2 separate regions of the Homo sapiens genome follow, and region 1 is linked to region 2. A link is a contact called in ENCODE Hi-C or POLR2A ChIA-PET data. All regions are on one chromosome and are shown on one strand. The core of a region is the stretch at or near the end of the contact, and the rest is flanking DNA. Distances in the headings are between cores, read along the strand shown. Region 1 has its middle 680 kb from the start of QKI. Region 2 overlaps LOC105378102 (a long non-coding RNA gene).

What was found. A loop is a pair of places that touch in the nucleus more often than their neighbours do. ChIA-PET counts read pairs that join two places held with the same protein, here RNA polymerase II (POLR2A). Pooled maps may share reads with other maps.
Region 1: a loop to region 2 is called in a map of natural killer cell, with 2.3 times the contacts of the local background. The contact joins two enhancer-like sites. A Hi-C loop is called at or near these places in 5 of 168 maps with a recorded cell type or tissue (Right ventricle myocardium inferior, adrenal gland, endothelial cell of umbilical vein and 2 more), 1 of 37 single-sample maps with no recorded cell type and 6 of 50 pooled maps. POLR2A ChIA-PET finds 5 or more read pairs at or near these places in 1 of 52 experiments (H1).

The regions. Positions count from the first base shown.
Region 1 is chr6:164,094,986-164,101,222 of GRCh38, reverse strand. No RefSeq gene overlaps it. Among named protein-coding and RNA genes, the nearest start is that of QKI, 680 kb to the right of the region's middle. Within about 2 kb of position 3,207, at least 9 of the 41 ENCODE cell types and tissues checked have a DNase peak (open chromatin) inside an H3K27ac peak, as active enhancers do.
Region 2 is chr6:163,980,807-163,987,589 of GRCh38, reverse strand. All of the region lies in intron 4 of LOC105378102 (a long non-coding RNA gene), which reads right to left. Among named protein-coding and RNA genes, the nearest start is that of QKI, 570 kb to the right of the region's middle. Within about 2 kb of position 1,594, at least 4 of the 41 ENCODE cell types and tissues checked have a DNase peak (open chromatin) inside an H3K27ac peak, as active enhancers do.

The sequences.
Region 1 (6,237 bases), core at 1,958-4,457, 110 kb before region 2:
GAGGAGGGGGGCTGCAGATGGAGGAGGGGGGCTGCAGATGGAGGAGGGTGGCCTGCAGGTGGAGGAGGGGGGCCTGCAGGTAGAGAAGGGGGGCCTGCAGGTGGAGAAGGGGGGCCTGCAGGTGGAGGAGAGGGACCTGCAGGTGGAGGAGGGGAGCCTACAGGTGGAGGAGAGGAGCCTGCAGGTGGAGGAGAGAGTCCAGTCCGCAGGCCTGGGATGAGCCAAAGTTCAGTTGTAAGTCTGCGGAGGGCTCTGTTTTGTCATATATTTCTGGTTTTAAAAACACAATTGATGCTAAACATACTCGAAGGTATATCGAATGGTACCACAAGTAACCAAGAGGCATTGCCAAGCTCCCACAATCAACCACTCCTGAACCTCCTCTTTCATCCACATCCCACCCAGTCCTCCCCAGCCCACCCAGATTTTAATGCAAACTCCAAATATGGTTTCATTTCACCCATAAATAATTCTGCATGTATCACGCGGGAACATTGAAGAATATTTTAAGAACAACAAATTAACATGATCCAATATTGTGTCAGTGTTTAAAGGTTGATGTGTGTATAATTTTTGCTTCAGTTTGCTTGAATCAGGATCTTAATAAAGTTCATATATTACAACTAGTGGGTATTTGGCATAAGTCTCTTTTGATCCGTAGGTTTCCTTTCATTGGAGGTTTAAAGTAAGGGAATGTCATGATTTGTGACATTTTTTTAAACACCACTGTAGCTGTGTGTGGAGACCAGGGAGCAGGGGGCACGTGGACTGAGCAGGAGCCCGTAGGAGGCCATTGCAGTGGTCCAGGCTGGGGGTGAAGGGGGTCTGGGACCACAGGAGAAGGAAGGAATTGGAATGAATATAGGACTTGTTTGTTGACCATCTCATGTTCTAGTTAAAGCATACTGGGCTTATTTTTCAGGTCTACCAAACTGAGTTAGAGTATGAATGTATACATATGTAAATAATAGACAACAACATAGGAATCAAATCTGTGAAATTAATACACACATAGAAATGTAAGTATATTAGAGATAAAAATATGTACGCAGCATGCTTAGATAGCAATGAAGGAATATAGAAAAAGAGAGTTTCAAAAGTTACAAAAAATTATGCAGTTTGTTCATATGATCCCACACTCCCTGAAATAAGGTTAATCAAGTTTCCCAATTTTGATTTCCTCTCTAAATTGATGACTTCCCTTGAGATTTTCACGAATTATTTTAAAGCCAAGGTGTAGCCTAGTAGAAATTAATTATTTATCCCCAAGAGACAATAGAGCACATGGCATTACAAATAAGTTCTGTTGCTGAAGAAAACTTAAGAGATTAACTGGGAATGAATGAGAGACACAAAATACTGCTTCTCAGCAACGTGCCCCGTGTTCGCCCAGGGGCTCCGGGCACACCGCGCAGACTCCCCAGAGTATCTGGACCAGCACCGCCTGCTGCCCTGCGGCGAGATCTGCCCCAGCGAGTCAAGAGCGAGCCTGTTCTTTTCACTCTAACGGTTTCGCATCTGCTCTGGCCAAAATGTTTTTTCTGCCTTTCTTTCATCTGCACTGTGTTGCCTAGCTTTCCCGCAGAGGCCCCAGTGTCACTCTGAGAACGATCACTCTCTCATTGTGTTTTGTGTTCCTTTTACCCATGGGCAGCTTTCTTTTTACACTCAGTGTCCCTATGAATGGAGCGTTTTGCAGCACCTGGAAGCCTCACTCAGAGAGTCGGCCTCTGCGTTCACACAGTCCAGGGGTGGGGGATGACTGACGCAGATCACCCCGATGAGCCTCAAGTTGGCTTTTTATGTCTGGCTGTTATTCAGAGCTTTAAAAATGGGGAAGGGGAAATGAGAGGGAAAGAGGAAGAACAAAACAAAAATGACAGGAAAATGGCAGAACTTCCATTCGTCATTACCGTTATTTAGCATGAAATGTCAACCAAGTCTGAAGGGCTTTTGGGTGCATGAATAAACAGGCCAGCAAGTAGTTATTTTTATTCTATATGTACATCTTGTGCTCCACACTCAACAGTGACGTCAGCCTTCTTGCTTCACATCAGCTGTCCTTGCTCACGGTGTTCTCAAGGGTGTGAACTCGGCTGAAGATAAGGGTTTGTGACTGCCGTTCCTGTCATGCTGAGCTCGCTTACAGCATGTCCCCTGGCTCAGCAGCTCCACATAGGACCGATGCAGCTCGCAGCTACATTTTCAAGTGTGTTGATGCACATTCCCTTGGGTGTGGACTTTGGATTAGTGTCATTGTCACAGGCGCTAGACAAACACAACATCCATCCTCGTGCTAAGCTGTTTGTCTTGTTTTGCACTCCTTTGAGGAGTTTCCAGGCTCTGTCTACACAGTGCCAAATATCTAGATCAGAGTTGAAAAATGTAATTTAAAACCCCAGTGTTTGTGTTGCATGGAAAAAGCCCAGAGTTTTTTATATTTGGATAAATTAGAGAGAGAGAAAACCTTTGCCCTCAATTCTATCAGAATGGTATACTTGAAGTTGCTGAAAATATGCTGAGTTGAATCAAACGGTTATTGATACGATCCATTGCACTCCCCAGTATAATGTGTAGATCAATAACTCAACACAGATTCTGTTCTTCATGGTCTTCTCTATAGTGTTGCTTCAAATAGCATGACCTTTTATATTCTCAGGATAAATTTTCTATAAACTTAAAGCATCACCATTTCCTATAGACAAAGTAGGGTAATTAATAATTATTATTCTGAATGATAAGCATTTTGCTGATGTGCCAGCCACCGAGCTGAGCTTTTAAGGAGTTCGTTCACTTAATCCCTTCAATGAGCATATGGTATCTCCGTTAAATATATGAGGCATCTGAGACTCAGAAAGTTCAAATAACTTGTCCAAAGTCACTCAGCTGAATTATCAAAGCATGACTCACACACAGCCTATATTCTTACATCATACTGCCTTCTGGAAAAGTTGGACTCACTTTAGTCCAAGTAGTCCTGGTTCTATTTTATGATCATTAAAGCTGTGTGCGTTTGCAACCCCCAGTCCCACCTCCCCGTGTGTGGTGTGTGTGAGTATGTGATGGATAATTATTGTTTGGTTAGGCTCATTTCCTTTTGTTTAATTTCCAACTGCTATGCGTAATAGCATTTCCTTATTCTAGAGGGAAGCAGAAACTCGGAAAGAACGCGAGGACAGCTCATTTGCAGTGCTTCCTGTTGAGGGAGCAGGAAGTGTGCAGGAGTTGTGAGGAAGTCTGCCAGAAAGAGATTCCTAGAGTTGAAAGTGGGGAACCATCAGGCCCAGCGTGGGGTCCAAAGCTGAGCTTAGAAGCCCATAGGAAATAGATGCCTAAACTTCCAAGTTTCCCTTCCTACAATTCTATCAACAGAGACTCTGCAAATATGTGACAGGCTGAATTCTAGAAGAACCTGTGCTTATAAAAGCCTCAGAGCCTAACCATACCATGCAACAGCACAAGGCCAGCCCAGAGGCCTGCAGGTACAGAGAAACCAGCAGAAGGGGGCAAGAGTGAGTCAAAGGAACTCACCACGGTTTCTAGACTCCCGGAGTGTCGCCCATGGAGACTTTTCTCTTTACAGTAAAGTAATTGAGAACAAGGGACCAGATGTCAGTTTGATTAGAGAAAGAGAGGTAGGGCAGAATGATATAGGACATTATCCAAGTAAAGTAGAAAATAAAAGTTTATGCAGGATATGAAACAGCAAGAGATCTATAAAGGAAGCTAAAATCCAACTTGCAGGAATTTGTGTTAGTGAGTGAACAGTAAGTGTCAGTTATTTGAAGATCATCCTCGTGAATGCCTGCCTAATGAATACAGGGCTGGAAGACATTCCCTCAGGGCCTCCTTGACTAGAACGTAACTGGAGGTTTCCATACTGACCAGCACGGACCAACTCAGAGTAGAGCAGACCAGGACCCACCATGCTAGAGCGTTCATCAGTGACCCCTTTCTCCTATGCATCTGCCCTGCTTTGCTTGTGTTCATTTGCATATCCACACACACAACAAATATTCATTGACCACCAGCTCTGTGCCAGGCACTGAGGTTGATGAGGATGTGTTGGTGGATAAAACACATGGCTTCTGGAGCTGACCATCCTGCAGAAGGATTTCAGCCCACTTTCTAAAATCTAAAACAAGAAAACAAAACAGCAGCAACAGGCCGGGCGCGGTGGCTCATGCCTGTAATCCCAGCACTTTGGGAGGCTGAGGCGGGCGGATTAGGAGGTCAGGAGATCGAGACCATCCTGGCTAACATGGTGAAACCCCGACTCTGCTAAAAATACAAAAAATTAGCCGGGCGTGGTGGTGGGCGCCTGCAGTCCCAGCTACTCGGGAAGCTGAGGCAGGAGAATGGCATGAACCCAAGAGGCAGAGCTTGCAGTGAGCCACGATCATACCACTGCACTCTAGCCTGGGTGACAGAGCGAGACTCCGTCTCAAGAAAAAAAAAAAAAAAGGAGAAAGTTGGAGAATGCTATGTGAGCCTGAAGACAGTCATCTGCAAGCCAGAGAGAGGGGCCTGGAGCCAGTCCTTCTTCACAACCCTGCTGACACCTTGATTTCTTCAGTTCTAGCCTCCATGACTGTGAAAAAAAAAAACAAAAAAACAAAAAAAAAAAACGCAACAACAGAAACTCCAGCCTCCCTGGATTCCAAAATCCCCTCTAATTAATATGATATTGCTTGGCTACTGATATGGTTTGGCTGTTTCCCCACACAAATCTCGTCTTGAATTGTAGTTCCTGTAATTCCCATATATCGTGGGAGGGACCAGGCGGAGACAATTAAAATATGGGGGCAGTTTCCCCATCCTGTTCTCATGATAGTGAGTCAGATCTCACAAGAGCTGATGGTTTTATAAGGGGCTTCCCCCTTTGCTGGGCACTCATTCTTCTCTTCCCTGCCACCATGTGAAGAAGGATGTGTTTGCTTCCCCTTCTACCATGATCATAAGTTTCCTGAGGCTTCCTCAGCTGGGCTAAACTGTGAGTCAATTAAACCTCTTTTCTTTATAAATTACCCCGTCTTGGGTATGTCTTTATTAGCAGCGTGAGAACAGACTAATACAGCTACCCTTCTCAAAAGTGTTGCTTTTGAGAAGGAACACTTCTCAAAAGAGTCATTTATGCTTTCTGGGTCCAGTTATTACCGTTTACCAACTTCCTGCCTCTCTGAACCTGACCCTCAGGATCTGCCTTTGTGACAAGATCACCCATGACAGCCAAGGCCTTCAAGTGATCCTTTCCAGGCCTGCACTTATTTGGTCCCTCTAGAACATTTTGCACTGTTGCCCACTCTTTTATTCTTTGGATGCCTTCTTCCCTGGTTTTCCTGAACACCATGATCTCCTGGTTGTCCTCCTACTTTTTTCTCACCTTCATCAACAGGATTTGCTTTCACCATCTATTTATTTCTTTCTGGGGAGGAGGGAGAACATTTTTTTTTTTTGCTTTCCTGGAGGGTTTCATCTGAACCTTTTCTTTTCTTGCTTTTGGAGATGTATACACACTTTTGGCTTTAATTACTCTTTATTTGCTCATGGCTGCTATTTTTCTATGCAGAGCTTCAGCTCAGTATGTCTAAACGCCTACTAGAATTCCCCATTAGAAATACCACCAGCATCTCACACTTGGCAGGCTGAAAACCAAACTCATGATGTCCTCCACTCTGCTGTGTCCATCTCCCTGCATGGCATCATCACCCACCTATTTATCTCCTGGTGAGCCAGAGTCATCCTCAAGCCTTCCCCCTCCTTCACTCCCACATCCAATAAACTATCAAGCACTGTCTTTTCTACTTTTTGAATTATCTCTAAGATCTGCCACCTTTTCCAAGCCTGCAATCAGGAAGTGCATGGTACATAAAAGGCATGGAATTGATGTCTATTGAGTAATCTTATTTGATAAATGGATGAACACATGACTAAGATCAGACCCCAACAGGTCAGGAATTCCAGCTCAATGCACAATGAGGTCACACGGTCCTGCACCCTGAGGCCATGGCCAAGTGATTCAGTTCTGGTCTCCACATGGTCTTGGGCACAGACGAAACCACTTTCAGAACAGATGAGAGCATATTTTCTCATGTGCTGAAACTCTGCTGAGGCTCTGAATTTATCCTAACTTATGGACGATCACAAATTACAAATATTTTGAATCTACATTCATGTAAATTTAAGTCAATCAGAATAACGTATAGTTTTTCTCTATTCTTCATTTCATCCTTTTTC
Region 2 (6,783 bases), core at 345-2,844:
ATTAAATGAATAAAAATAAATAAATAAGAATAAAAATAAATAAAAATGAAAATAGCATGCTTTACAAAACCAAAATTTATTTAAATTAATGCCTTTCATACTTTGTTCTTCAGAAGGACCATATATGAACCGCAACTGGGATTTGTCATGCAAATCAAACAGGAATCAACAAAAGACTCAGAGTTTTTCATTAGGAAGGGAAGACACAGACCAAGCCTGTTGGTGATGATATGGAAATGTTGGTAAGGCTTTCAAGACGGGCAGTCTCTTAAAGTTAAAAATATTATTTACCAAATGCTTAATAAAGAAACAAAAAGTACATCTTGTTTACAAATGGAAAAATCTATTCTAACAACACAGTCATAAGAGTTACAGGAATAAAACTCTGGAAACCTTGGAAAAATCAGAGCAGTAATGATGATGATTAACTCTAGGAATTAGAATGTCTTCCCCAAGAAGTTACTTTCAACCAAAAATTATTATGCATTAAAGTTTCCCTGAAAAAAATATTTTCTCTGAAATATAAAGTTTTCTCTTACTTCTGACAGTACTAACTGTACTCTGTGTTTTAAGAAAATCAGTTTTAATAGAATCTATAAACATGTATATGTATATATGCATTTGTCTTCCCATTTAACAGGTATTATTTTTAAGTTTGAGCAAAAAAAAGTAAATGCCTTATTACTATTTTATGATTCTGCATAACCCTAAATCCCAGTAACAGTCACCAGCCCTTTGTAACATTCCAGTTTGCAAGGCTGAGGACTAGATTCTCATGGTAATGGAAAGGTAACTTTTCCTCCTTCTGCTCCCAACATCATCTACTCTCTATCTACAGACTCAGAAAGACAATGCTGGTGATGATTGTAAGTAATGAACAGGTTTTGTCCAATTCACTCCTAAGAAGATGGAAGTCAGGGTCCAATGTGTAACACGCTTGTTTCATGTGAGGCATGACCATGGTGAGCACCACACAAGAGAATGGACAAATAGGCTGACAGAACAGGGCAAACAGGGACAGGGTAGATTCCTCCCTACGTACGTCACACATCAGGAGTCCAGGAGAGCGAATCATCCAAGGTCAGGGCCCCACTCTAACGCTGGTCATAAGGCAGAGATAAGGGGACACCTGGCCCTGACCCAGATCAGCTGAAAGGTCCACACAAGACTAGCAAGAGCAGGAGCAAGCCTAGGCCCCAGGTAGTGGGCCAGGCAGGAAGACAGCAGGGAGCTGGCCCCATCAACTTGGGGGCAGCCAGGCCTACTCTGTAGGGCTCAGGGCCCTCACGGGGTGGAAGAGACCCTGGACAGGCATCCAACTCAGGCCAAAAGGAGCAGGCAGTATCTTGGCCATCCAGAGAGACAGAAAATAAATGCAGACCAGAGGAGAGTCTTGGGTTTCTAAAGCTTCCGCAGCAGGTCAAGGCCAAATCCATCCACTGTAAAATCTGCTGGGCAACAGAGGCCTGGAGTGCTAGTGACCTGCTCGCCTCTAATTAGCTGGGGCGGAGGGGCATCGAAGTCTGCAAACAGCAGGTTGTTCCTGCCCACACTGAGAATGGAGCGAGAGCAGGCGCAAGAGCTGATAAGTTTGGGTTTGTGTGACTCACTGTACAGGTCAGCCAATTAATCCTTGGTCATCTGCCTGAAAACTGGATGGCGTCCACCTATGGGCAGTGGTTCTGTTAATTGGCACGTTGTCTCAGTGATGCTCCCCCAGGGCGCAGCGCCCCGAGAAAGTAGAACATGCACTTATCCATACCAGCCAGCCATTTCCTCTCCATAAACATATGACTCCTTTTAAAAATACTCGAGTCAATATTTACAGTGATTCCTGATTGAATGCAGTCTCAGAGAGGCTTCTTTCAAACAGACAGAAACTGAATCTTACTCTCTCCTGACTTTCTCCCTCCTCCAAGAAGACAGTTAACCCTGGATGGAACAAACGCAGATACTTCTTAACGACACCAGAGCCCTTGGATAAAAATACATTTTTGATAAATTACAATTTGATGATCGCCACCCAAGTTCCCACCGGAGTTAATAAATATTACATTTACTCTTATTTGCTTTTAGACTCTTTCCTGTGTCTGCGCTTCAAAAAATAAATTAGTAATATATTCACATAGCCCCCACTTTAAAAAAAAAAACAATTACAGGTAAAGGCCACTTCCCTCTTTCACTACCCAAGTCCCAGTCCTTTGTATTGTCCAGAGAAAAGCAGTATATGCCCCCCTTTTCTTTTTTTTTCTTTTTTTTTTTTTTGAGACAGTTTGGCTCTTGTGGATGAGTGTGGGTGAGTGTGGGTGTGTGGGGGGGGTGAGTGTGGGTGTGTTTGTGTGAGGATGTGTGGGTGCGTGCATGCATGTGGTACATGTGGGTGTGTGTGCAGGCACAGCTGTGCATGTGTTGGAGGGGTGTGAAGGGGTAGAGGGGCCACCAGGTCAGTTTTCTGGGAAAACTGGACTGGAACTCCAAGGTACAGTAAACTCTAGAGTACTTACTACTGCCTCTACAAACTACCCAGACCCTGACAGGAACCTAATAAAAATTAATTCAATGGTGAAAATAATGTTTCAGTTGAGGTATTACACCGTGGAACCATTTGATGGCTGCATGTAACCTTATATTTTGTCAGTACCCACCCAAATACCTCCCAAAAATCTCTAGGCCAAAAGGATAAAGTCCAAGTTCCTAAGCCAGCTCCATGAGGTCTTACTCATCCAACTCAACTACCACCTGCCTAACCTCCTCTCCCATCACTCCCCAAACGGGGCCCCTCTGTCTAGCCAGGCTGGTCTGATTGTCCCAGACACTCTCAGTGCCAACTCGTTGCTGATGCTGTTCACAGCTCCCCACAGGAAATGCCTTCTGACCACCACTGTGAATTCTACTTCTCTAAAATTCTGCTCAATCTCACCCTCCTCCGTGAACCCCCTTCTCATCTAGAGAGTGGTAACAGCAATGCCTGCTTCACAGATTCAATGGGGATCATCAAGTTCAGATGCACAAGGTACTTTGCACAGTACGTGGCACTTAGTAATCGCTCAGTGCTAACTGCTATTGACATCATTCTGCTTTTATTCTCTAACCATAGTATCTATTATGATTCTCTCACTACTCCATTCCCTACACATTTCTCCACTTCCAAGTCAGTCTCAGAGCATGGACCAGCTTGTAGTCCACTGGGTGCTGCCTGCCACTGTTACTGAGCTGTTTGACACCTACGTGTTGCACCTTGGAGAAGTCAGCGTTCTCCTGAAGACCGGATCCTACTCTGTGCCTCTCACTTCCTGACACAGCGCCAGTCAGAGCAGGTGCTCAAAGGACACTTATTAATTTTAGAGAATGAGTGAAGAAAACAAGACTGAATAAATGCTTTTAGGAAACCAGATTTTGCATATTTTATATGAAGAAAACACTAAATGGTAAATAAGACAAATTCCTAATGGTAGAAGGAGATGGCATGTAAATAGCAACATAAGCAGAGAACATTGCAATTTATTCTCGTGCAGCATCTTTTATTCAAAATATTACCAGACATTTGCTGAAAAGAGTCTGTTGTACCAAGGGCAGATGACTCACTGCAATATTTTAGTCACATTTGATGATGGACGTGAGACTCTCCCGAGATGTCTTTTTACCAGGCTGAGACCCAGCAAATGATCAGTAGACAAGAAACCAGTGGTGCGGGAAATTCACAGTAGAAAACAAGCCTCAGAGTTTAACCAGACAACATGATCAATGCGGAACCGAGGAGAGCCTCTTGTAGCTCAATGTCCCAGCGACGTGAAGCACTGATGACCTGGGATTCCAGGAAGCGGGCTCAGCGAGGCTCGTTCAGTCTCCCAGGGCTTGCTGGATGACTGCCTTATTTCTGGGGCACCAGAGGATTGGAATTGATTTAAGTTGTGCTGCTATTGTTCTGCAAGGAACCTGAGGGGCAAATTCATTCTGGATAAATCCCCACACAGGCAGCATCTACACGTCACTAACAAAAGACGTATTTAGTGTGTTCACCTGGGAAACGATTAAAGTTTGAAATATTTGTATTCGTCTTGTAAAAGACTGGTCTCGTTATTCAGTTCTGAATTCCCTACCACTGATTGCAAGAAAGCAGTAATAAGAGATTAGTTTTCTAACCGCCAATGCCCCTCCCCTTTCCCACTTCTCCAGAAATATTATTCAACTAAACTACCATCAGCAGGAAAATAGAGAAGAGAAGGAACCTTCTGGAATATTTTTATTCAGCAGAGTGAGATTTATGCATGAGATGCAAATTACTATGCATTATTTACCCATCCGAGGAGAAACAAATCTTGAATGTAAATGTTTAGAGGGCATATTATTTTTAAATATGAAAGTAGTAAAAATTATTAGAGCATTTGCAACTCCCACTCTGTTAAAGAGACATTTAAATGAGTTTTTAAAAGAACTTTTATCAGAATTACAGAAACTATACTAAACAAAGCATCAGAAAAATAAAAAGCATAAAATCTCTAGCTGTTTCTGCTTCTACGAATCCTTTCATTAGCTGCGTTTTCAAGTAACTGTAGGATCAGTCCTCTCCCTATAAACACTTTATTATTGATTAAACATCAAACATGCAACATTCACCCATTTATTTTCAAGCCCTCCATTATTTCTGTTAGAATTCAAACAATTGGGCATTTTATTATTTAACTACCTTGGTCTGATTTTTTTTTTTTTTTTTTTTTTTGAGATGGAGTCTCACTGTCTCGCCCAGGCTGGAATGCAGTGGTGCGGTCTCGGCTCACTGCAAGCTCTGCCTCCCGGGTTCACGCCATTCTCCTGCCTCAGCCTCCCGAGTAGCTGGGACTACAGGTGCCCGTCACCACACCCGGCTAATTTTTTGTATTTTTAGTAGAGACGGGGTTTCACCATATTAGCCAGGATGTTCTCGATCTCCTGTTGGTCTGATCTTTTTTATAGAGTTAATTTTTTAATTAAAAAGTGAAACAAGTTGAGAAAATGGAGATCTACAGGCCTAATTCTCTGAATCATTAGTAGTTTATTTGGGAAATTATGCTAAAAAACAAACTATGTGTGGGGCAAAGCAGAATTTATCCACAGACAATAGGATAATGGCTAATCCACAGATAGCACCTCTGTGCCAATCTCTAAATGTTTTACATATATTATTTCATTTCATTCTCACATCAGTAGGTACCATTATTCTAGTTGCTGCACAGATGAGGAAACTGAAAGTCTGGAAATTAGTAGGATTTCCAAGATTGCACAGCTGGTTAGTGGCGGAACCAGGGTCTGGTATAAACGCTACGCTATGCTAAGGAGAGCACCTGCAGCTGAGATTTAAAGAATATATCCAAAAGCCTCTCACGGCACCAGGGAAAGATCCACCGGTGCATTCTTACGAATTACTCCTGAAGCACAAATGGCAGGCACCATGTTGGGCACGTTAGGCATTTCTACCTCATTAAATCTTCCCAGCTGCCCGGTGAAGTCAAGCTGATTTAGAAGGTGAGAATCTTGGACCTGTTCAAGGTCACAGAGTTCGAAATTCGTGGAGCAATCTTCTCACACCAAGCCCACGTTTTTAACTGTGGTTCCTTCCCAAAATCTTTTCTTTTCAATCAAAACAAAGAGTCCTAATTTATTGATGAGTGAACAATTAGCAGAAGAGGGATGAACTCACATCCACAAAAAACAGCAGTGTGAATAAAGCCTGCCTTACTCATATAGGCACCTCTCTTTTCCAAAGACAGGCTTTTTGTTGCTCCTATTTAAACAGCGGTATTGAGGTATTGAGTTTATTGATAAACAATAAACTATATCCACGTCAAGTTTCTGCTTTGAGAAGTTTTGACTTATGTATACTCCCAGGAAATCATCACTGTCACCAAGACAGTGGATGGATCTGCCAGCTAGGCAGGCTTCGAGGATGTGTGACCTGAGCACCTGCCCAGGAGCCCACATGCAGACGGGCACCATGCTTGAGTGAAGGCTCTGCGCTAGCATCTTGGAATTCTCAATAATTTTCTAATAACAGGACTTGCATTCTCATTCTGTGCTGGGTCCCACAAATTGTGCAGCCAGCTCTGCCATTACCCCCAAATGTGGCTTCATGTGCTCCTTTTTTATTGTGGCAAAATCTACATACCACACAATTTACCATTTTCGCCATTTTGGGGATATGCAGTTCAGCGGCGTTCAGTGCATTCACGTTGTCGAGCAGCCATCACCACCATCCACCACAGGACTTTATCTTCCCAAACTGAAACTTTGTCCCCATTAAACGAAACCCCATTCCCCTCTCCCACAGCCCCTAGTAACTACCATTCTATTCTCTGACTCTATGAATTTGACTCCTCTGGATGCCTCACAGAAGTGGAATCATACTGCTATGATCTGAATGCTTGTGTCCCCCAAAAAATTAATATGTAGAAACCCAATCCCCAGTGTGAAAGTATTAAAGATGGGGCTATTGGGAAGTACTGAGGTCATGAGGACTGCACCCACATGAACGCACTTAGTGCCCTGATAAAAGAGGCATGAGGGAGGTTATCCCCCTCTTTCACCATGCGGGGATGCAGCAAGAAGGCATCATCTTTGGGGCCAGCTCACACCTGTAATCCCAGCACTCTGGGAGGCTAAGGTGAGTGGATGGCTTGAGCTCAGGAGTTTGAGGTCAGCCTGAGCAATATGGCGAGACTCCGTCTCTACAAAAATTAGCCGGGCATTGTGGCACCTGCCTGTGGTCCCAGCTACTTGGGAGGCTGAGATGGGAGGATTGCTCAAGCC